3 separate regions of the Mus musculus genome follow, and regions 2 and 3 are each linked to region 1. The links are chromatin loops, found by intact Hi-C in ENCODE. Cell type or tissue: left cerebral cortex. All regions are shown on one strand.

Region 1 (8,000 bases):
CATCCCCCTTGTCCTCCGGCCTTTTTGAGAGATGGAAACTGCTGCTCTGAGGGACAGGAGAAGATAGAAAGAGTCGGAGAGATTCAGAGTCAAAGAGAAACCCAAGACAGAGGCAAAGCAGAGCGCTGGTGAGCCTCTGCCACCAACCCCCAGCCCCCAGCCCTGCATCCAGACACTCCCTCTCCACTCCCACTTCTGCATAGTGTCTGCAAGTGCAGAAGAGAGCACACCAACATCTTCTGAGCCTCCTAAGGTGGTCAAGTCAGGTGTTCAACTTGAGCGCTCCACTCCCTAACAGAACAACCCATCCCCACCTTCAGGGGAACAGAGGCAACTGCTCAGAGATATCAGAGCAGCCTGGTCCCTCTCACACAGCCCCTAGGAGCATACTCTCTCTGTCTCTGTCTCTCCATCTCTTTGTCTCTCTCTGTTTCTCCATCCCTCCCTCCCTCCTTCCTCCCTCTTCCTCATGCCCCACTGCCAGGGTGAGAGGGCTCATTACCCACCCACTCACGGACTCAGGTCCAAAGTTGACTGAGAGCAACAAAGGTTGAGTCAGAGGCCTGCTGGGCACTGCCATGGAGGGAGGTAACAGATGGTAGTGCCAGCCCATGCTGCTGCCCAAGCCACCCGCTCAGCATCCCCACAGTCCCCAGAGGTGGTTGGTAATGTTAGGACCCTCCTCGGTCAGTCTCCTGGAAGCATCCTTGCTGGAAGAAACATCAGGCTCAGGCAGCTTGCTGTGAGTAGGGAAGGGGTGGGGGACACCTGAGTGCAGGGCAAACCAGGAGTTTAGGTCTTATTGGCAAAGCCCCGCTCACCTGGCCTTCTTCCGTCAGGCTTCGGGCAAAAGTCAGCAGGGTGCCCATCAACTACCCCATGACCTCTGCCCCTACCACTTCTCTAAATCCCATTGCCCATCTGACCCTGACAACCTTGGGATTTGGAGACTGGGTCTGGCAGGGACCTACCACCCTTGACTGTTTTCTTTCTGTTCTTAGGGAGAGTTCTCGCCACCTTCCAGTCCAGTGGTGGGCTGTGACCTGCTCTGAGTGGGGTAGCCTCATCCAGGAGCAGAGTTGCTACTCGTCTGGGGATGAGAGATAGTATGTCTCTAAGAGACTTTTTCAGAGTAAGCACACAGAGCTAGCCAGGGTGACAAATGGAGTCTCCAGCTCCTGAGCTCCAGAGAAACCTCTGAGCTGTCTGTCATGCTCAGGGAGTCAGGTCGGGTCCCTCTGGGTTTAGGGATGGGGAAGGAGAGGTATCTGACCTGCCACTGTGGTTGCCATGGGAACCACAGTGAGGCTGGGCTGAGAAAGTTCTCCATGTGACTGGTTATTGTGATGAGCCAGGCAAGCTTGAGGAGAAGGGAGAAGGGGCTGAAGCAATCTTTTGCCCTAAGAAAAGCGATACCCTGGAAAACAGACGAGAAAAGGCATTTCTCAGACTCCAAATCCTGGCTGCCTTGCAAGTTGAAGAGTAGGGAGGGTCCAACCCTATCACAGCACACATACACACACAAACATACTCTCTCTCTCTCTCTCTCTCTCTCTCTCTCTCTCTCTCACACACACACACACACACACACACACACATACTTACACAATCACTCTGTGTGTGTGTGTGTGTGTGTGTGTGTGTGTGTGTGTGTATACAACCTTGGTTATCATTTCCATTTCCTAGGTTTTTGGGGGGTTGGGGAGGGACAGGTCACTGGCCTGAGACTCACCATGTGATCTAGGCTGGACAGCCAGAGTAAGCCCTGGGGATCAGTTTCTACCTTCCTAGACACTTGGATTATAAGAGTGTTCTACCATGACTAGCACTTTTTTAATAGCACTTTTATTTTTAGTTATGTGCGTGTGTGCATAAACCACGTGTGTGCAGGTGCCATAGAGCTCAGACAAGGGCAGATGCCCTGAAGCTGGAGTTACGTGTGGTTGTGAACTGCTTGGTGTAGGTGCTGGGAGCAGCAAGTGTCTTAAACTGCTGAGTCATCTCTCCAGCCCCTAGCATTTTTTTAAAATGTGGGTCCTGGGATTGGACTCAGTCCTTACCCTTACAAGATGAACACTTTACTGACTGAACCATCTTCCCAGCTCTTTAGCACGCTTTGCCAACAGCCATGTGGCTTTCCAAGGAGGCAGAGAGAATGAAGTTCCTATGTTTCTCTACTCACAGGCTTTTCCTCTGCCTCCTGTTTTCTTTGAAGCTGGGAGAGAACCTGCTGTCTTGGGACGGGGTAATGATACAGAAACCAAGAAGGCAAAGCCAGGTCCTTTGGGCAGCAGCAGCTTGACTCTTGACTGGATCTCTTCTTGGAATTACTGGCATCTGGAAAGATCAGGGGCTGATAGAAGCTGATGGTGGGAAGAGGAAAAAGGATCAGGGATGAGGGTGTGGGATCATCCCCAGAAAGTGAGAGGAGGTGACAGCAGCCAAGGTATTCAGGGGGGAGGGGCAGAGACTGGCTTTTCCCATTGAGGCCAGTGGTGGCCAGTGGTGCCCTTACCAGCAGTGTGGACACTGCCCACCCTTGTGAGAGAGACAGCTGCCCTTCCAGGTGAGGATGGTTCCTGTTCTCCATAGGTACAGAAGACCGACATGAGTGATCCCCAAGTAGAGTATCCTTTGTCTTCCATGCTTCCATTCCCAATGGGGACAGATATAAATAAGCCCAGAATGCTGTCTGCGGAGACCATGGTGGACAAGTTACTCCTGTACAGCTTACTCTGGTGGCTTTGTTATAAAGGAAGGTTCCAGATGCAGAGACAATGAGGCTAGATCCTGCTTGTGCTGTGTATTAACTGTGTGGTCTCAGCCAAGTCAGAGTCTCAGAGCCTCAGTTTCCCCACCTGACCATGAGGATCCTGAAGTGTTGGGAATTCAGCTTGTGACCTCAACTCTTAAAGTGCTGGATAAATATTAGCTGTCGTTCATTCGAATACAAATGAGATTTTTATCCCCTTTGTCCAAGTTAACTTTAGATAGGGTTTTTTTTTTAAGCATACTTTTATTACTTTCAAGAGCACACAGTGACACCTATTGGGTGACTCCGGTATTGGCAGGAACGTGGGGATGCCTGTGACAGTCAAGGATGACAAAGATAATCTTCTGCATGTGAAGAGGAAATAGCTGGGATGAGAGCCTCAGCACTGAACAGCCAGTTTGTAGCCTTTGGAAGGTCAACGATGCAGACGTGTTAACAGGACTTCCACTTTACAAATGAACATACTGCCTTGCTATATCACCAAAAGGACTTAAGATTTTTTCCCAAGTTTTATATATATCTATATAAACTATGATAGTATTTCCTAAAATATTTGTGAAAACTTAATGATACACATCTGTAATTGTATTGTTCTACATTTTATTGAACTTCTTGAGGTTTCATTTCATGATGTAACGACCCTGAAATAGCTCAAGTGCATAAACTACTGATGTAGTGGTCTACTGTATATAACATCTAATACATAGTACAGCCAGTCACGAGAGGTTTCGTTTGGTTAATGGAACATTTAAGATTTGTGTCTTGAACACTTTGCCAAATTTTACATCAAATGCAAAAAAAAATAACACAAGAAAATGAAAAAAAAAAAAGACATCTCTCTGCATCTGTCTTCAAAGGCGCTTCTCGGATACTGGAAGGTTTGTCTGTCTGCATGGCTCCCATGAGGCGCTGTGACTTTTATTTGCTGATGGGGCTCTTAACTGAGCTCCAGTGCTCAACCATGAGCCTGATTATCACCGACCTGGCACAAAAGAGGAGAGAGATCTTAGAGAAGGCCCAGTCCACAGGCATGGTCAGAGAAAACAGAGACTGAGAGCCCAAGGACTGTCCCCTTAGTACAGAGCAGCAGAGAACCAGGCACAGAATGGTTCACAGCCTGGATGATGGTCGCCTGGGGTTCTTGAGTCACCCACCCAAACCCTGGGTTACCTGCTTCTCCACAAGGTCTCCTAGAGGCCACAACAGAAGATTCCTCCATACCCACTGAATTCCATGCATGCCTTCCTCCCAGAAAGGTACAGTTATCAGTGTGGACATGGCTGCCCAGAGAGACCATACTTTCCAGCCTGAGATTCCTAACAATGGGATCTGAGCAGAAAAGGTGTGTGCCTCATCCAAGCCAGTGCCTTTAAGACAACAGGTCTGTTTCTGTCTTGCTTTATTTTCCCCTCTGCCTGCCTATAGCCATGGCTGAACCCAGACTTAACTATAGAGACACTGCTAACTCCCTAGGGGACGACAAATGTCCCTAAACCTCCAGATGACTCTGCTATTCCTGTGGAGAAGGTGGCCTTTGCAGAGACACAAAAGCAGATCTCTACTTGTTATGGCAACTGAGTTAAATCCATAGAGAAGGTATAATGATGGATGAATAACCTCCTTAAGGTGGTATGCCACAGCAGCCTTCTTGGGGAAAATGCTGTTTAACTTTGGAACTTGACTGAAAAGGGAATTAGGACTGTGGGAGGGATCTGAGTGTGGATGGTGCCCTAGAGAAGGCACAGTAGGCGATGGGATAAAAGTTGGATGGGTGTAGAGTAACAAGAATCATAGCACGACGGGAGGGGAACGGGGCAGGAATGGAGACTTGAGATTTCTTTCCCGAATGGACCTTGTCTGGTGTTCCATTACATGAAAGGCAGCTATTGCAGTGGTCCAAGCCATGGTGAAGCCTCTGACCCAAGAAGTGCTATTAGTCAAGGAGGGCCGGCAGATGTGCCAGGGTCTCTTGTAGAACTCAAAGGACGCACTGGATTTGGGGGTGCAGAGGACTGTGAAAGGTGACCCCTGGAGGTTCCTGTAACAACTTGCCTGAAAACGAGCCATAGCTGGAGCAGATGGTGCATTGGGGGAGCTGCAGGGGTGACAGCTGCAGGGGCTACCAGGTAACAACATCATCTGCCCCTTCAAATGAGCTTGGGCCACGGAGGATGCGGACTTGGAGAAGACTGCCTCTGAAAAAAAAAATAAAAAAGAATAACCTGTGTGTCCATGGAGGGAGGACAGGCTAAATAAAGCAAGAGCTGTTCTATAACAGACACATGGGTAACCATGGTGCTCTGCAAATTAGTAAGCTCCCACCTCCAACCCAGCACAAAGCAAAGAAGCACGGGGCAGAACGGCAGACACGGGCTGCCACCATTGCGTACGACTGAAGGAAACACACGGATTTAAGCACACAAACACAGAGCATAAATAGTTTTCCTCCAGCGTAAACACGCTGTATCTGGAAGAACACACAAAGGACAGCAGCCCTGGCTGCCTCCAGGAAGGGGAACTGGGACAGAGGGCGACCTTTAACTCTGCGTCCTTTTGGTGCTTGTTTTTGAATGTGTCAACTGCAAAGAAGCATTAGCTGTTCAATAATGAATAATTCTCATTAATAACTCCAACCGAGAGATGGAGGAGCTGCTTGCTGCCTAGAATGCAGACCCAAGAGCGGCTGTCAGGGGCAGCTGTACTGATAAGCCCCTTCGTGCTTCCCCACCTAGCCCTCCTCACACCTGTCCCAGTGCAGATGGCTCTAGATTTTTGCCCTCCTGCCTTAAACCCTGAGGTAAAGTAAACTGAGACCAGTCCAGTTGCATAGTTTTCATTGTTGCTATTGTCTATTTCATATTGCATATGAAAAGAAAACATTGTTTTACTTTCTTGAAGGCAAATAATACACAGACACACAGACACAGACACACACACACACACACACACACACACACACACACACACACAATCAGTTCCACAGTAGCTGATGGCTTCAGTCAACCCACACCAAGGTCAGAATCCCAAGTCCACATAGTGTGTGCTGAATACAGTTGTATCTTTCATATGACAGCTTCTTCAAAGTGCCTTTGGGTGAACCCAGTGGAGGCAGAGCCAGAAGAGAACTTTACATATACATACTCCATCTGAGGGACCCCAGTGGGTTGTCCTTGAGGGCCCTGTGTGCAGACCCAAGATCTCTGAGGAAGCAGATAGGAGACAGGCACAGAGGCTACCTCCTGAGAGCACCAATCTCCTGGGGAGGGGACACCCCAAAGAGAGAGGAGGCACAAGTGTCCCATTGCAAGAGACATGCCAGAAAGAGACATTCCAGATGAGGGCTGTGGTCAAGAGCAGATGCTGAGAGCTCAGAGGAAGCCCAGAAAGGGGAAACGAATGGGCATAGCTGTTTCACGCCCCTGGCCTCTGTGGCTGCTGAGACTGAGGTTCAAGGAGATGGCTGAGGCTCCAGGGAAACCTAGTGGACGGAGCCAGATTTGAGCCAGGTCAAGCCTGTGCTCACACACAGCATATCCTAAGAAGAGCAAGTGGGGATGCGTCTCCCTCCAAGTCAGATGTGGGCCTGGGGAAGAGGGGGAACCCAGGCAATCATTTCATGCACAGGCATGCCTGGCAGCTCGTTGGCATTTTATAAGAGGGTGATAACCCTGGGAAGGTCAGTTGTCTTCTGGGTCACACAGCTAGTGAGTGCCAGAAGTTCAGTTCCAGCCTAGGCAAGGCAGCCTCTGGAACTTGTTCTCTGGCTGCACTCTCCCAAGAGAGCTGGGTTCCATGTTGAATGGGCTGCCTGTCAGCTGTGTTCAGAGGATCAAAACCAACCCAGCCAGAGTGGATGAATTAAATTTGGGGGCAGAGAAGGAAGGGGTTGAAAGGTGTGTGTGTGTGTGTGTGTGTGTGTGTGTGTGTGTGTGTGTGTGTGTGCTCATGGGCAAGCATACATGTGTACAGGTGTATATGAAGATCATGGAAGAATCTCAGGTGTTCCTCCACTGCCTTCTACTTGTTGCTTGAGACAGAGTGCTGTAGAATGTGGACCTCTGGGAGAAAACACATCATCTTCCTGAGATCGGCTGTGTCTGCCTGCAGAGCCCATTGCCACAGGGCTTGCTGACAGTTGCCATTCCCTCACAGAAGCTGGGCATGGGGGGGGGGGGACTGGTTGTTGAACCCTAACTTGAGACTCCAGCCATTCTTCCCAGTCATTGATATGTAGTTCTACCCTAGTCACATAGGGCTCCTGGTCTCAGGAGGTGCTGGAGCATACAAACCGGGGCAGGTCAACAGAATAGACTCCACCTATGTGGCTGAGGCAGAGCTGTGCTGGGTGAAGAGTTTCCAGTGTGGCTGCTTTGGATTTTCCCATGATCCTATAAGGATCACTGGTTCACTGGGTGAACTTGGGTGGAAGGGTACTTCAGTTTACTGTCTGGACCTTATAAGGAAGGGACAAATGCTGTTTACATCTCCCTGGGGAAGGAATTCTGGAAACACAGTGTCTCTCGTTGACTTGGAAATTCACCAAGGAAGATCTGCTCACTGGCCAGCGAGCTCCAGGGATCCACCAGCCTCTCTTTCACACCGTGCCATCTCTGGGATTATAGATTACCAGTGTATGCCACTACACTAAGCTTTGTCGCCTCAGTGATGAGGACTGAACTCAAGCCCTCCTTTTTGTGAGGAGAGTGCCTTACTTGACTAAGCCATCTCCTCAGGCCTAGAAAGTTCTTGATGTGACTAGTTTCTAGGCTTGTCAGGACAATTCCGAAGTCACTGCTACAGGTCTCTGCTGGACACATTTCTGAGGGCCCTGAGTGTGGGTCCTGCACACTCCAGATATTTGTGGAAACAGGAGAATTTCTATCTTCATTGTTGACCTCAGGCAGATGGGAAAGAAAGAAAATACTGGAAAGTGCTGAGAGGCGCCTAGCATTTCTCACATGAAGACAAACAATATTGACAGCAAGAGATGACATCTCTAGCCCTGTGCCATCTCACATGTAATCACAGTGATGTGGACACCTGAGCTCTCCCAGACCCCAGCTGCCTGAATGTTCCTGCTGGGTTGGGGTGGAAGCAGGCAGGCTAGTTTATGGAATTGGCTAACGGCACACTTCTGTGGGTGACAGTCAGTTGACCAGTGATGAGAATATCATGCTGGCCTTATACCTAGCTCTCTCTGCTTCCTGTTTTGGGTAGTACACTGGGA
Region 2 (8,000 bases), 330 kb before region 1:
TGATCCACCACGGGGCTGCGGGGAATTGAACCTGGGTCCTCTGCAAGAGCATCAAGTGCTCTCAAACAATGAACCATCTCTCCAGTCCTCAATAGGTGTTTTTCAACACCTCCCAGAAGCAGACCTCCCACGGTGGGTAACCCTTCCTTTTCTCTGTTTTCCCACCCAAAGCCCCTGCTCCTTGTTGCTGGACCCGCGCTGAGTGAAAAATGGTTGATTCTTCAGGTCAAGGATGGACACTAGCTCAAGGGTCCCGGGGACCATGAGGAGGGGGCTGGCAAGGGAGAGCCTTTAGGACAGTCCTTTCCCAAAGGACTTCCAAACTGGACCGAACAAGCAGCTGGGAAATCTGTGTCAATGGCTCCTGCCTTGCTCTCTAGCCTCTACCTTCCCAATCAGGAACCGGGTGCTGGGAACTCAGAGGGGGGAGGGGGAGGGGAGAGAGAGAGAGGAGAAGAGGAAGGGGGAGAGGGGGAGAGAGAAGGAGAGAGGGAGGGAGGGAGGGAGAGAGAGAGAGAGAGAGAGAGAGAGAGAGAGAGAGAGAGAGAGAGAGAGAGAGAGAGAGGTGCCTCCATCCTTGTCTTCCACAGGAGACAGGAACATAAAGAGGCTCTTAAAAATTGGCAGAGATTAGAGGGTAGGAAGGGTGAGGTGGGCCCCAGGCCAGTTAGCCTGGGCTTCCTTGAGTCTGAGCTAGCCTGCCTGATTCTTTCTCCTGTTCCATTGTCTTCTCTTGGTGTTTGGAGGCTGGGAGAGAACTGCTGTGCTCTAGTGCAGCCCCTGGTGCAGAGGACTGTAACTGAGGGCTGGGTCATCTTACAAATCTCTTCCATTAACTTTTTTTTTTTTCTTTTCCTAGATGCCTGCTCTCTGTCCTCAGAGTTGATTTTATAGTACAGACACTAGACCTCTCACCCTGAGAGGCAGCCTGACTGTAAACACATACCACAAACTACCTATCAATCATGCATTGCATAATCACCATCCGTCTTCAGTGTAGAAGGGGCCCTTGTGTGAAGTGCCTAATCTTTCTTCAGAGTGCTCTGTCTACAGCATCAGCAACTTTTTTGATGACCCTCTTACCCAAAGGACAATCTGCCTCAGTGTCCCTCTTGAATCTCAAACCTGAAACCTTTCAGATCAGTGTGGAAGCCCAGGCATAGAGAAGGGTCGCAGTAATGAGGAGGGGCACCAGACCACAGCAGACTTGAGGCTGATGAGAGAAAAGAGAACAAGAGTGTGTGGAGTCACAGATGTATCTAGGCAGGGCCTGAGAGCTCTGAGCAGCAGAGGGGAAATAGAGGGGTTCATGACAGAACAGACACAAGAAGGGGAGACAAAGAAACATATTGGAGGACTAGGAGGGGTGAGAGCCCCAAGTTCAGACATCCGGGGCAGTCAAAGTTGAAACAGCAAGAGAATCTAAGGCATCCCATTTTTCAGATGGGAACGTTGAGGTCTGGTAATCTGGGGATTTAGAGCTCTGAGGAGAGCTGGGATCTTGAAAGGAAGTAAAGCCCCTTTTCTTCCAGGCAGCAAGTCCCAGCTCTGGCCACGACCTTTGCCCTAGCTGATGCTATTTACTAGTGAGGGACTGGACAAGTGGGACACCCGAGTGTCCCTGGTTCTGTGTCAACTAGACACAAGCTAGAGTCATCAAAGAGGGAGGAGCCTCAGTTGAGAAAATGCCTCCATGAGATCCAGCTATAAGGCATTTATTTTCTCAATTAGTGATCAAGAGGGCGAGGGCCCAACCCATTGTGGGTGGTGCCATCCCTGGACTGGTGGTCCTGGGTTCTACAAGAGAGCAGGCTGAGCAAGCCAGGGGAAGCAAACCAGTAAGCAGCACTCTTCTGTGGTGTCTACATCCACTCCTGATGTCAGGATCCCGTCCTGTTTCAGTTCCTGTCCTGACTTCCTTTGGTAATGAACAGAAATGTGGAAGTGTGAACTGAATAAACCCTTTTTTCCCCAAGTTGGTCGTGGTGTTTTGAAATCCTGATTAAGACAATCCCCAACCTCCTATACTCACTAAGTGCTCCTGCATCTTTTCCGCGGTGTTGGGAAGGGGGCAGCTGGGAGGAGCAGGCTAATTGGGGCAGCTGAGAGTGAAGAGGCCCCTGGAGCTGGTCCATCTCCCCTTCAGGCAGACCCAGTTCAGAGGTGAGAAGTCAGAGCCGGGCTCCTGCCCTCCCTTAGGAGGGCTATTCTTGTGATTCGTTTGCTTTATTCTGGGGAGCAGATGATACTGTTCTCCCCATTCTAAAGAGGGAGGGAGAAACTGAGGTGCAGGGAGACAGAGTCTGCAGAGAGGTTTGTTCAAGGTTATATGCAAGCAAAACCAGTTGGTTCAAAGTTTGGCTTGGCTGCCTGTCCCTTTTCTTCCCTAGAGTGCCCTGTTTTGGGGCTAGCCTGGGAAGGTTAGAGGGCCAAGCCCCAGAGGCTGGGCTGAGGAGCCCCTCTTGGCAGTGTAGGAACGTAGATAACCCTACACATACTTCAAACTCAGACTGTCTCTCTTCCTATGGTCTCTTTCTATCCTCCCCCACCCAACACGAACCAAAAGCCCCTTCCGGCCCCTCAGGTGGGATGGGTGGCCCCCCTTCTTCAGCGTGCAGCATCACCAGTTGTCCTGACAGCTGGGCCAACCAAATTATATGCAGGGGACACAGTCACAGCCAACTCTCACACGGCCTGGCATTGGCTGGAATTTGCTAAGTTAGTCTTCTTTATCCCACCTCCTCTGGTGGTGGTGGTGGTGGTGGTGGTGGTGGTGGTGGTGGTGGTGATGGTGGTGAGGGCAGAACCAGGGAAACGCAGTAGGGTGAGACCTGTCTGAAACCGAAACTATGTGGCTTTGTGTAATTTGCTTGAGTGAAGTTGATCACAAAGCAATAGTCTCTGTAAAAACCAAACAAACAAAACCACCAGAACAGCCTCCCAAGCGTTGCCCAAGTTCCGTGAGTTGGAGGCGCCAAGTGGGTTACTAAATGGGGACTGCAAACCCGCCATAGGCAAAGCGGCAGCGCATGCGCTCTCTTTTACGCGCGTCGCAGTTTGTAAATTCTGTGAGCGAATCCTGCCCCAGCTTACCACTGCCCACATTCACAGCCACCGACATGGGAATCTCTTATCTGTGTCTTGTAACGTTGTCATCTGAGCGCTCTATAAGTGATGAAATGGTGGCCCGAAAAACCAATAACTCTGGAAAGAAAGATGCGACTTGACCCTATGAAGACGGCCCGCCCTAATTTCCTGCAGATCCTCAGTGAAATATTTAGTGACAATGTCGAGGGGAAAAAGAAATGGCAGTCTTACAGAAGAAAGATACCACTCCAGGGACCGGTTTATGCGGCCGCGGTTTTGCACAAGGTGCAGCTGCCCTGTGCCTGGAAGGTGGAGGGTGGAGGAGCGAGTTCTCAGGTCCTTTAGGACAGGCAATTAAATTTTTTATTTTTTATTTCTTCGTATGCCTCGTGTTTGTGTGTGCTTGTAGAGGCTATAAGAGGGTGTCGGATGCCCTGGAGCTGGAGTTCCAGATCGTCGTCGTGAGTAGCTCGACGGAAATGTTGAGGGCCGGATTTGGATCTTTTGCAAGAACAGCAAGCTTTCTTAACGGCTGGGCCATCTCTTCAGTCCCAGGCCAGACAATTTTATCTTTGTATGATGCTGGGTCTTAGAGTTTCATCAGTAAAATAGAGTCAGACTGGCTTGGCCCCTGCAGGGTTTTATGTAAAGACAGACACCGTATTTATTAAGTCGGCCCCAAGGGGTCTTCTGACATTAAGCTTATTTTTCTCAGGGGCTTGCAATTCAGACTTAGGTGAGATGATCATTGGGAGACAAGGTCCCACCTTCTCCACCACTTTCTACAGAGCCTCGGGGCTAGTGGTGGACCCATGTAGATAGAGGGGATGAAAAGATTACGCTTGGACACTAAAAAAAGCAGGTGTCATGGGCCCAGCGCCACTGGAGGGCAGCACCAGCACAGAGCTAAAGCCGCCGCCGGCTGGGCAGAGCGGGAGAGATTGCCTGGGCTTTGGGATCCACCAGATATCATGCGCGTCCTCGCCTTTCAGGGACGAGGACACTCAGGTCTTACTTCCATTAAAAGTGCGCCGTCCAGGAGAAGACTAAATCAACATACAAAACAAATTTCCCAAGCAATGTGACGGTTTCATGTCACAAGAAGTATCAGCAGAGAGGGTCAGGGAGGCCTTGTTGGGTGTATATGTGTACCTGTGCATGTGTGTGCATGTTAATTTGCACACATGTGTGCTTCTGTGTGTGTACCTGTGCTTATGTGTGTGTGCCTCTGTGTGTGTGTGTGTGTCGCTGCTGAAATGAGACCTGCATTAGGAAAGCAGCCAGTGATCTGAATATATAGACACTTGTAGATGTTAAGTGGGTTTGCACAGAAACTGGGGAGGAACTGAGGAAACAGAGGGATAGAGAAGCTACGTAATCTACTTGTGGCCACAGAGTCAGTAACTGAGGGATCGTCTGAAAAACCCGAAAACTCACTTTTCATAACTTTGGCTTCCCTTGTCTTTAAGCTCCAAACAGGATGGTGACTACAGATTTTCCCGACTCCCTGTTTCAGACCATAATTCGCTGTAAGAAATAGGGCAGGGATCACTGGGTGGGAGCTAGAACACTCGCCCTCCCCTCCGCAGCCGCGTTTTCTCTCTTTTGACAACCAAGTCCTGGCTCCGTTTTGAATAGCAATGCATTAGGGTCCGGGGACTACTAGAGTGGGAGCGCCGTCTTGTGGACAGTTGTGGAACCACAGGCTCAACTACAAAGGGTCTGGTGGGGCTGAGCCTGGAGGCTAGGGGATTGATTCTAAGGTGTCACCAGTGAGCATGCATGTGTGTGCCTTGTTTTCATTAACAGTACGGGTCAAAGTTCACTTAAATCCACATTCAGAAGTTGATTCTCCTTTCTATGCATCCAGATACCTGCAAACTTCTGTCTCCCAAAGGGGGTTAAACACGACTGTGCCATGGTCACCCAAGGACAGAGACCTGCGAAGTGTCCCCTGAGGGTGCAGATGGTCACTAAGACATGGAGCTGTCCACAGCAAACTCCGAATCCCCTTTCATACTGCCCTCTGGTCCAATTCACAGGCTGGCCATGACTTACTATCCCTGTCCCTCCCAGCTGAGGACACAGAGGCTCAGACAGGAGCCCCTGGAGACCCAGTGAGGCAACACACAGACTATTTTCCTAACAACTGAAGGCAGGGAGGACTTGTTTCTCTCTCTAAAAGGGGATGATATCAGTCAGGAAGGCATGGACAGCTGCCCAGCTCAGCCTGCTTGCCTTTGCCTTACTTTACCTGTTCTGCAGCCCCTCAGCAAGTGAGGGCTCTCAGCTGTAGGGTTCTCTCCTAAGAACAGTTTTTCTCCTAGGGAGATCAGCTGTCATCTCCCAGATGTGGGATGGTGGAATCATGGGAAGATCCAAAGCCGCTGGATGGGGCCGGCATTAATTTTGCAATCACCTCGCTGTGGTGCGCCTAATTGCCTGATAACTGTAATTGAGTCTTGGGGATCACATCAACGGTATTACAGGGAGCGTTTAGGGCCGTTAATGGGAAATGCAGCAATACTTGCCAGACTGTGAGCTCTTTCCTGGAGGCAGGGAGTTGGGGAGCGTAGGGTGGATGAAGGGCAATGGCTAGGCCGCCATGCACCGCATCCCACGTCCCAGCCCTGCCAGTCTACATGGCAGGTGGATTGCTATTTTGCAGATGCAAAAGTAGTGTTTGAAGGCTGAGAGACTCATCTGGTCTTTTTGTACCCAGTGGGGTCTTCATAGAAATGACTTCCAGGCTCTGCTTAGACCCACCAACATGGAACCTGTGCTTTCCCCAACTTTCTCAGCAGACGGACATGTGCCTTGAGAGCCACTGAGTGCCAGTCTAGGCAGTTCACGAATTTGTTGACTGACTGCCTACAAAGGCTCTGTTGCATTGATGATGGCTACGGTGCCCTGTGAGCCTCCCGACCTCTCTCTTGCCAAGGCACAACAGGGAGGGTAGGCACCCTGCATCAGCTGAGGGACCTAGTTCAAGGAAATTCTCTTGAGAAAGATAACATTGTCTGTGGACAAAGGCCCCTTCGGTCCTCCCTGCTGTCCTTGCAGTGGGAGATAGGCTTCCCCTCTGAGCCACCAAGGGCTCTGCCGTCTGTTCTGCTTCTGTCTATGGAAACTGTCCAGCAGTGACAAGCCAGTCAGACCCGAAGGAAGCACCATGCGTGATTTCCCCCTGACTGCCACTTTGAGGGGCGTTTGCCCCATTGGCCATGGCAGCTTCCCCTGGGAGGCTCAGGACGGAGAGTTCACTAAGGCCAGCTGAAGCTTGGAGTTCAGCATGACCCATGACCCACATATTTATGAGAGTGAAAAGAAAAATTGTAGTCAGTGACTGAGCTTTCAGAACTGCTTGTTACACAGCACTGGTGTGATAAACGCTGACCAGTAAAGAACTATTCCTCCCACGGAAGTGGCTCGGCTGGATTCGGACTTTTAGACGTTATCTTTGGATGGGAAAGCAGAGCCAGCCTAAGAGAGAAGGCAGCACGGAAACAGAGCTGAGGTATGGTGATGGTCCTAAGCCTGTTGATGGCTCAGTCTCTGGGCATTTAGCTCTACCTGAGACAGGGCTCTTTCAGTCTCGGGAGCAGAAAGAGGAAACTTCTCTGACTCAAACTAGAAAAGTCGAAAAAGTCCAGAAGCGATGAGCGTTTCGGGTGCAGCTTGATCCAGGCGCTCTTCGCTGGACCTGCGCCTTTGTCTGTCCATCTTGCCTCCCATACAGAGGCTGGCCCCCCTGCTGGAGCATGATGGCTCCCTCCCCCCATTCAGGTCTAACGGCACAGTTTCTCCTGGAAGACAACAGTTAGTAGTAACCATTTATCTTCCTTTTGCCAGGCAAAGCCAGAGGAGAGAACCCTACCACTGTCCTGGCACCTACCGACCTCAGAGGTTGCATTATATAAGGAGTATGTTGGATTTCCTCAGCCAACCAGGCTGTGAGGAGGGCCTCTCCTTGGCCTATAGGGGGCGTCCTAGGCCAAGTAGGAGTACAGGGCCTCAGGAGGGGTGCTACCAAGAGTGTGCTACACTGCTAGGACTGATGCAACACAGGAAGGAATTCTCTTGTATCCTCAAGGGATGGATTCTTGACTCCCATGAATATCTGAAACCACTGACAATAATGAACTCTATGAATGCTATACTCTTCTTCTCTATATACATAGTTGTGGTAAAGTCTAACTTATAAATTAGATACAGAAAGAGACAACAATAATGAATGATGAACTAAGATTGCTATATCAAGTAAAACAAAGATTATTTAGACATAAGCTGTGACACGATAATGTTTATGAGACAACTAAGTGCCTCAGTGTGGCTGCACTGAAGAAAACACAGACCCTATAATACTACGTGTATGTATGTGTGTGTGTGTGTGTGTACACATATAATACTATGATAGTCGATTAGATGACAGAGATAGCTAAGTGCCTAAAAGGTACTGTATACAGTGTGGATATAGTATATAAAACATAAGCCCTGGAGGCTGGAGAGATGGCTTAGTGGTTAAGAACTAACTTAACCACTGCTACTGCTACTCCAGAGGTCCTGAGTTCAATTCCCAACAACCCCATGGTGGCTCACAACCATCTGTAATGGGATCTGATGGTCTTTTCTCGTGTGTCTGAAGAGAGTGGCAGTGTACTCATACACATAAAATAAATAAATAAAGCTTTAAAAACTGATTATGATAGTAAACTTAATAAAAGTCATGGCTAAGTACCTAGTGGGCAGGTAGTATACAGTATGGGCACGCTGCATATAGCATAAGGCTAGTGATACTGTGGAAATCAATCCCATGGCAGAAACAGCGGTGTAACTAACAGGTGGGTAGTGTATACAGTGTAGATACTCTGAGCAAAGGTTGAGAGAGTGGGGCAGGATAAGATTCCATGTTC
Region 3 (8,000 bases), 140 kb before region 1:
CCATCTTTTTCCTACATGCAGTGGACCGTCCACAGAGAGTACAAGAACACACGGGCATGAGAGCTTGTGTCTGGCAAGATCCAGTGGCTTCAGGTCATCAGGAGCCCATAAACCATACAAATGGATATTTGATAGAAACATAATTCTGGGCTCTGAGGGCCTTCGCCGGCCCTGTGGTGAAATACAGCTGCTGTCTGACCTCTGGGAGGATAAATCTGCCCGGAGCTCTCCAGCCTGAGTCCTGGAAGCCCCTGGTAGGCTGCTTCACTGGAGGGGTGCATGCACTCAGCATGGCTGTTAATGCTCGGGCAGAGCTCCAGGACTCCACGGGCAGCCTGGCCATAGCTGCTCTCCTGCCCCATGTGCAACTTGGTGCTGTCCTGGTGCCCTAGGGCTGCCTGGAATGACCTGAAGCCAGTGCCAAGAGGAAGGCAGAGCTGCCTCTCGCTGCCTTCTAGTCCTTGTTAAAAGAATGCCAGGGAAGGAGAGATGGCTCAGCTGGTAAAGACACTTGTCATCAAGCCTGATGATCTGAATTTGGTCCCTGTGACCTGTTGTGTCTGGCCAGCAGACCACAACCTGGGTTCTAGCCTGGAAAGGCATTTTGGAAACCTGGAAGAGAAGAGGGGCTAGGTGGCGAGAGAAAGAAATGTAGCCAAGACAGTTATTCTGATCAAAGCTCAAATTTTATTGTTGCGACACTAGTTATGAAGGAAGGGGGAGGGTACCCGATTCCCGCCGAATAATCTCTGGTCCAGTAGAAAGGTGCACGTGTGTGGCTCCGCAGGTTCCAGCAGTGGGCGTGGCAGAACGAATGAGCAGGAAGCTCCACCCCTGAGCAAGCAGGTTTCAGGCTGGGGGAGGGGAGACTACATTTCCTCCCTTTTATTAACAAAATTAAAAAAAAAGAAAAAGCTGGCCTGAGAGGGGAAAAATTATCTATGCTCAATAGTTCTGCCTGGAATCTAGGGCTAAAGAAAAAACCTGCTTCCCTGGGATTCTTTAACTTTTCTTATGGTAAACTGTATCTGGCTTAAGACTGTCCTTTCTTATCTTAGTAAACAACTAACTGAAAAGCCTGGAGCTGCAGGCTCTGACTTTATGATGCTAATTAGTACTTGGTAGGTAACTTTCTAGTTGAATTTTAAGTAGGGCGTTGGAACTCTGGCTAAGTTTGACTGAACAAATTTGAAATACACTATAATAAGAATAACACTAAGTTGATATTCCTCCGCATTTTTGGATGATAGGTGGGAAACAGGGAGAAGGGGTTCTGTAGTACAAGGCCAATTGGCTTTTTTATTTGGGTGGGAGACAGTGAAGGGCTTGCCCTTTCAATAGTACGGTCTCCAATCTCTCTCCCCCCCTATTAATTAAGTTAAATACGGCAACGCTTAACTGAGGTGATCAAATGATTTTCTCATCCATAGATGAGTGGGCTTTTAACCTTGGCTTGGGTGGACATTGACCCGATTCCTCCCGTGGGTACTGTTAAGACCCACACCTGTGGCTCTCAGTATCTTTTGGGGAGGGGAGGCAGAGCCGAAAATATTTTTGGTTTTTAGCCAAAATTTGATACCAACCTCTTTCAAACCGGGTTTATCTCACAGGAAACTCAGAAATGGTCAAGCTGGACCTTCCCCTGCAGTAGCTCTCTGCACCAAGCGATACCCATACTGAATTTGTACGATCACAAACCAGTATGTACAGTTCTGAGTGCTGTGCAGCTCCTAAAGGAGAATTATCAACCTCAGATTTAGCAAGGCCTCAGCAATAATTATGTCATTAGTAACACCACGATTTGTGGCTAAAATAGGAGCTGGAAGTCGTTCCTCTTCATCCCTGTTTTTTTCACAGCCTAAGGAGCTAAGGACACATTGCAGTAACAGCAAGGGTGAAAAGCCAGAGGTCAGCTAAGGGACCAAGCCTGTCTATCAAAATAAAAACCAATCTTTATTAATATAGAAATAGCTACTTTTCTAGCCCTCTTGGTAAACCTAATTTTTAGCTCAGACTGAAAGCCACGTGCTGGAAATGTCCTGAGAATGGAGATAACAGCTGCCACCTGTGTGCTCTAGGGGGGCGGGGATGCACATCTGCTGGTCCGGCTCGAGAATGTTGATTTACCTGCTTGAAAGACAAAATCTCGACAGTGAGAAAGTAGGAAAGCAGAACTTCTTTTGGGGAAGTCCAGGTACTTTATTCAAATGCAAATTGTAAAGCTGAGGCTAGTCTTCGGCCTCCTGTCGGGAGGTTTCAGGCTGGGGGAGGGGAGACTACAGTGACCCAAATAGTGGAAGGAGAGAATCACAAGTCGCCCTCTGACCGCCAAACACACACACACACACACACACACACACACACACACACACACACACACACACACAGAGAGAGAGAGAGAGAGAGAGAGAGAGAGAGAGAGAGAGAGAGAGAGAGGCATGAAATACATATATAACTATACTTAAGGGGAAAAGTTAGGACAGCATAATAGCTGCCAGCATGAGCAAGGGCCATAGACATGGAGAGAATATAGCTATGGAATTTTAGCCCTTGACCTTGGGGTGGTTAGTTGCGTACCAGCTTCAGAGTTAGCAGCCTTAGCCACTAGCGTGCACTAATATCAGTCCTTCCCTCCTTGGGCTTCAGGGAGGAGAAGCATGTGATTGTGCCTGTCACAGAGTCCCTGCTCCGGGGAGGTCAGCCATTATGAGGGCATACTGGTAATTTGACTGTAGAGTGATCAGTGGTGGCATAGGGGTGTGGCTCAGTGGGTGGTGTGCTTGTTTAGCATGGACTTGATCCTCACCACCACATACAAACTGGCTGTAAAGGCCAGTCTGTCCTGCACACTCCTGCACTCTGGAGGTGGGGGTAGGAAAAACAGAAGCCTAAGCTCCTCCTGTTATGTAATAAACTCGAAGCCAACTTGGACCTTGAGAGATCCTATCTCAAAATAAATGAATGAATAAATGAATACGGATTAGATGAGGGAGAATCAAAACAGAATCCAGGCTGGAAACAATGCCAGAGACATAACCTATAAAGCCTGCTTCCTGGTCACCGACTACCTTTAGCTAGGTTCTCACCTCCTAAAAGCTCCACAAGTCCCCCCAAACAGCACCACTAGCCAGCATGTTCAAATGCAGGTGTTCGTCAGGGACATTTTGCATTTAAATCTCCCAGTGTCAGGAAAGCATGGGAAAGGCTATTTGCTTGTTTGCCTTGGGAAAGGCACTTTTCCTTCCTCTCTTTTCTAGTCTGTTATACCCGGACCATTCGTTCCAAGGGGGCAGAGCCTGTCTCAGAAGCCCTGGGCAGCAGCAGGGAGTTGGCAGGAGAGCAAGCGATCCCTTTCTCCTGCTTTATCCCTTTATGGTTTAAATGTCTCACCTCCAAAGTTCAGGTATTGATACTTAATAGCCAACATGACAGTCTTCTCAATTAGCTGGGATTGAAGGGTTGGCAAAAGTTTGAGGCCAGCCTGGGCTATATAGTAAGGAGTCTTCCTCCTAGAAGAGGCTCCATGAGGCACAGGGTTCTCTTTCTCTTCTGCATTTCTCATGATAGCACAAGATGGTAACCCCACTCCAATGATGAAGCCTCAAACACCATCTTGTAAGAGGAGTGCAGGTGTCACCAGACAAGCCTGCTTGATTTTAGACTTTCCAGCCTCTCGAAGGTCTGGGGATGAAGGTCAAAGCATGGCACCAGATGACACAACTTTTGGTGGCAGGTTATGAAGCACAGCTCCTGACTCTTTGTAAAGGGCTCTTTACCATTATCTCCACTTTATCATCTCCCCCCAACTGGCCTTACAATTATAGATGCCCCCGTGAGAGTTGATTGCCATCTTGTAGATCACATTACCAAGTGGGTTTTGGAGTCCAGAATAGGACAGACATTGCCCATCCCAATATCCTGCATCTAGCAAGTGGAGGGTATAGGTAAGACCATGGTACTGGTCAGTTTGGTTCCTCCCTGCCGTAGGTCTCTGTGCAACCAATTCAGGAGCTAGCTTGTCACAGCCTGGAGGTTATTTCCATAGACAACTGTTCTTGGCCTAAACACCTTCCAAAAAAATCCTGGCCAGCGAAGCAGACAGACATCTGTCACTGGCATAGCAATGAGGTTACAGAACTGAAACGAAAAGCTCTGGTATCCACTTTAAACAGCTCAGAAGACTGGGCAGGAAAAGCAACCGCTTTCAATGGCTTGCAGAACAGAGCAGGAGAAACATTTCAGCACCCAGGACAGCTCCACAAGGCCGTAGCTCCTCCACAGAACAGCTAGGTGATCCCTAGCACATTTGGAAAGACATCTGAGCTTACTTAATTAACCTCCAAGGGTTGGGGTAGACAGCCACAGGTTGACTGACAAGAACCCAAGTGTTTTCAGAAGCAAGTTGTGATTTGATTTTTTAAAAATTTATTTCCACTTTTAAGGTAGGGTCTCATGTGGTTCAGGCTGGCCCCAAATTTGCTATAAGGCTAAGAATGATGTTGAACGTCTGATCATCCTGTTGTCACCGCTGGAGTGTTGGGATTACAGGTGTGCACTACCACACCCAGTTTCTGTGATTCTGGAGACCGAACTCAGGACTCTCTGCAGGCTAGGCAAGCACTCTACCAACTGAGCTCCACCACCACCCCCATGTTCCCAAAGCAATTTAAGATGAAGGAGGTGCCTAGCAGCACCAGAAGGAATGAGCCAGTTATTTTAGAATGTGTTTAAATGTTGGTACGCCTCTTCTATCCACAGTAAGAAAAGAAGAGGGAGGGAACAGGAGGAGGCAGGATGGAGCAAAATGGGCAGAAAAGAGAAGGACTCTGGAGAAAGGGTGTGAAGGGGCAGATGAAGGCTAAAGAAAAGGAAGCAGGGTGAGGGGCTGGGATAAGGGAAGTTCCTCAGCTACTGTGAAACTTCCACCGGGCTCTCTCACAGGGAAGGATGAGTAGGTTAACTGCTTCTCAAGTGCTTTGAGCACCGTGAGCTCCTGAAGCTACACTCAGATTAGACCCACTAGAATAGTCTGTTAGAAAAAAATCCACCCCTGCAACCATCAGAACAGATTTTAGGGAGGCCAAAATGGGTTTAGCCAGAGTCTGTGGTTCTTCATTTCTGATCCTGACAAGCAGATCCATAGAGGACAGATGTCCTCTGGCCACTTGTTGTAGACATAATGTAAAGAGTGCCCTGCTGGGCCAGTCAGTGCTGCACAGACCAGGTTTAGCATCTCCGTGTGCCAGCAGAGAACCTGGGCAGGTCCCATCACCGAGGCCCCAGTCTATCAATGTGAAGGGCTCAGTGGCACTCAGCGGGCTCTAGTTAAAAAGGTAGGAAGGTGTGAAACACCCCCACAAACAATTTCATCAAGATAATTAAAGTTTAAAAGCTTAAAGGCATTAAGCTTCTGAATCAGGGGAGAGCTGATTCATGTGTGATACCTCATGGCCCACAGGAGCCGGACAGTAAGGCGTGTGCGATCAGCCAAAAGGCTGATGCTATTACAGTGAATTATAATGAATTAATCTGAGCCGTAAAACATAATAATGTTGCAATGTTGTATGAAAAGGAATTCATATTCGGAGTTCTGTCACAGACAGGCATGGTGCCAAGGCTTTACAAGCTCTGATAGACTGGATTTCTGCCCAGCAGATAGCTGCTTCCCTCTCCCCTGAGCCCACGCCTTCACCCTTGCCCCATTGCAGGATCCAAGTCGAGTGACTTGGCTTGGCCAACCGAAAGTAGGTGAGATTGATATTGGCCAAGTGTGGAGCCCAAACCTGGAGAGGCTGTATGGATTAATACAGCGACCTCATCATGAGGTGGTCAGCCCCTTTGTGGATCCCCACATGAGTACAGAGTCTGTATCCTGAAGTAGAGATGCCTGGAAGAAGCTGGCATAGATCACAAGATACTTGTAAGACCTCTGCATTCAAAGATAAGTGTTTGGGAGCTAGAGACATGGCTCAGTCAGAAAAGAGGTAGTTGGCCAGATTAGTGGGAAAGGTGAGTTTGCAGTTCAGTGAAAGACCCTATCTCTCAAGGCCATAAGATAGAGAGGTATAGAGGAAGGCACCCATCATCCTACTGTAAGCACCATATGTTCATGTGCATGCAATAAATACATACACCATACATACATGTATACACTCAGAAAATAAGTACTTATTGTTGGCAGCCACTGGGCAAAAACTCAAAGGGTCTTTTATTTTCCACAGAAACTACTAAATACAACACACACTGTCTGATCTTACCCCCTCCCCCAGTGCATTCTGTGAAGAGTCCCACACATCTCCACGTGTGTGGGTCTCAAGGCCACAGAGTGGGGAGGGCAAGTGGTTGGTCCCATGCAGAGCTGGAGGAACTGCCTGGGCTCTGTGGGGCAGGTAAGGTCACATGTGTGGTGGCATCAGGCTGAGGAGCCAGCCCTCCTTGTTACCTCTCTGGTCCTTCCACTGGCTCAGGCTGGGGTAGGGGTGGAATGCAGGGAGAGCTATGAAGCTCCTTTCAAAGAGCCAGCAGGAGCTCCCCACCCCGCGGTTACTGGAAAAGGTCACCCTTGGCGATTCAGCCCACAGAACAATGACATTTCAAGGATCAAAGAAAAGGTTAAAATATTCCTATAAATCTATTCTTGGGACTTTTAAGTATTTCCAATGTAAAGGGAAAATGTCATTTCTTTTTCCCCTTACAGTGGTGGAGGGTGGGTTGCTGGGAATGGAAGTGGATGGGTTTGTCAGCAAAGGATGGAAGGAAGGGAGGAAGGCTTCACTCCAGGACTTTCCACGTGGAAATGAAGGTGCGGTTAACCTCAAACCTCATTTGTGTTTGGAAATTGAATCTCCAATGGCCCCTGGAAAAGCTTTCCCAGGGGAGAGGTGGGCACTGTAAACTCTAGAGCTGTTCCCTTTCTGAGAATGGCTGATGGGCCAGTGCTCTGGAGACCTCAATGGTGGCAGGACTGGCAGGGATGGGGTGAGGTGGGCAGGGGCAGAGAAGCCCAAATGGCCTGGCAGACCAACCCCTCTGGATTTCAGGTCCTTAAAGGAACTGAAGATTGATTGATTGATTGATTGATTGATTGATTGATTTATAGGGTCTTGTATAGCTCCTGTTGGTTTCAACTAACTGCCCCAGAGGATGACCTTGAACAGCTGACCTTCCTGCTACCACCTCCGCAGTACTTTATCACATGCATGTTCTAACACCACACTCAAGTACTGCTGCGGGTTGGACCTGAGGCTTTGCGCATGCTAGAGAAGCACTTTATCAATAATTGAGTTGCAGCCACAGGTTGAGCTTCTGGTCCTTAGAACTAACTGCCCATGCATTTCTGGGATGAGTTCCAGGCTCCTTCACCCTAGGGCAGCCCATACTGAAGTCCCATCTTCTCCCATATTCCATGTTTGAAGGTGTGATATCGCCTTAAGTTGTATCCTATCTGCCAGGTATTGTAAGTGACTCTTACCCTTCCTGGGACAGTTGGTAAGCTATTTGTGGGGACAAGTATTAAAAGGGACAGGGACATATTGTGGGTGCATGCATAGCATATTTGGGGGTCAGGTGCTAAAAGCAGAGCGGAGAAAGTTTTTGGAAAAGGTTTCCTAGTAGTTTATTTAAGCTGAGGCAGACCCATACGTAGCGCATCTTTTTGTTCAAGACGCAATGTGGGCAAAGGCTTGGGGATCACGGTGCACCACAGGGAGAAGACAGCTTGCTAACAGCACTGCTCTGAGCCAGGCATCCGGGTTGTCTGTGTAGGGGGGCTGCCCCCCACAGTCTCCCAGAAGCTGCTGTTATTCATAGTCCCCAAGCGTCACTCACCTCCCACGGCCCATCAGTCACCCAGCCCTGTCTCATCTGCCTCCCAGACACCTCTCCTCTCTTTCCGCCTCTGCTGTCGCCCACAGCTACCCCACACAGGGACTCAGCATCCTCCAGGGACAGGCTACCAGTCTCTGCAGGAGGTCTCCCTGTGAACAGACTTCCTTCCTCCT

What was found. A loop is a pair of places that touch in the nucleus more often than their neighbours do. Peaks named below come from ENCODE experiments on the same cell type or tissue, not always from the same donor. Only the 100,000 strongest peaks of a DNase experiment are listed, where the experiment ranks them.
Region 2: it touches region 1 in a loop (13-fold over the local background); 23 of 42 quality-filtered maps call a loop at or near these places.
Region 3: a loop joins it to region 1, with 4 times the contacts of the local background. A loop is called at or near these places in 4 of 42 quality-filtered maps.

Annotation. Positions count from the first base shown.
Region 1 is chr2:92,808,117-92,816,116 of GRCm38, forward strand. All of the region lies in intron 1 of Gm39880 (a long non-coding RNA gene), which reads left to right. It overlaps Gm32413 (a long non-coding RNA gene), which reads left to right. Exons shown (of 2, transcript XR_374794.3): 2 at 3,072-3,603. It overlaps Gm13791 (a long non-coding RNA gene), which reads right to left. Exons shown (of 5, transcript XR_001783401.2): 5 at 4,831-4,968. Among named protein-coding and RNA genes, the nearest start is that of Gm32413, 5.2 kb to the left of the region's middle. In left cerebral cortex, a CTCF peak has its summit at 3,051; DNase peaks (open chromatin) are centred at 2,063, 3,046, 3,756, 4,435 and 1 more place; H3K27ac peaks cover 3,955 bases.
Region 2 is chr2:92,481,835-92,489,834 of GRCm38, forward strand. No RefSeq gene overlaps it. Among named protein-coding and RNA genes, the nearest start is that of Slc35c1, 26 kb to the left of the region's middle. In left cerebral cortex, CTCF peaks have their summits at 3,973 (motif pointing right), 4,778 (motif pointing left) and 7,061 (motif pointing right); DNase peaks (open chromatin) are centred at 3,031, 3,994 and 4,755; H3K4me3 peaks cover 285 bases; H3K27ac peaks cover 219 bases.
Region 3 is chr2:92,667,633-92,675,632 of GRCm38, forward strand. No RefSeq gene overlaps it. Among named protein-coding and RNA genes, the nearest start is that of Gm13816, 71 kb to the right of the region's middle. In left cerebral cortex, no CTCF peak of the experiment used is centred here; DNase peaks (open chromatin) are centred at 2,976, 4,169, 4,700, 5,621 and 1 more place; H3K27ac peaks cover 5,438 bases.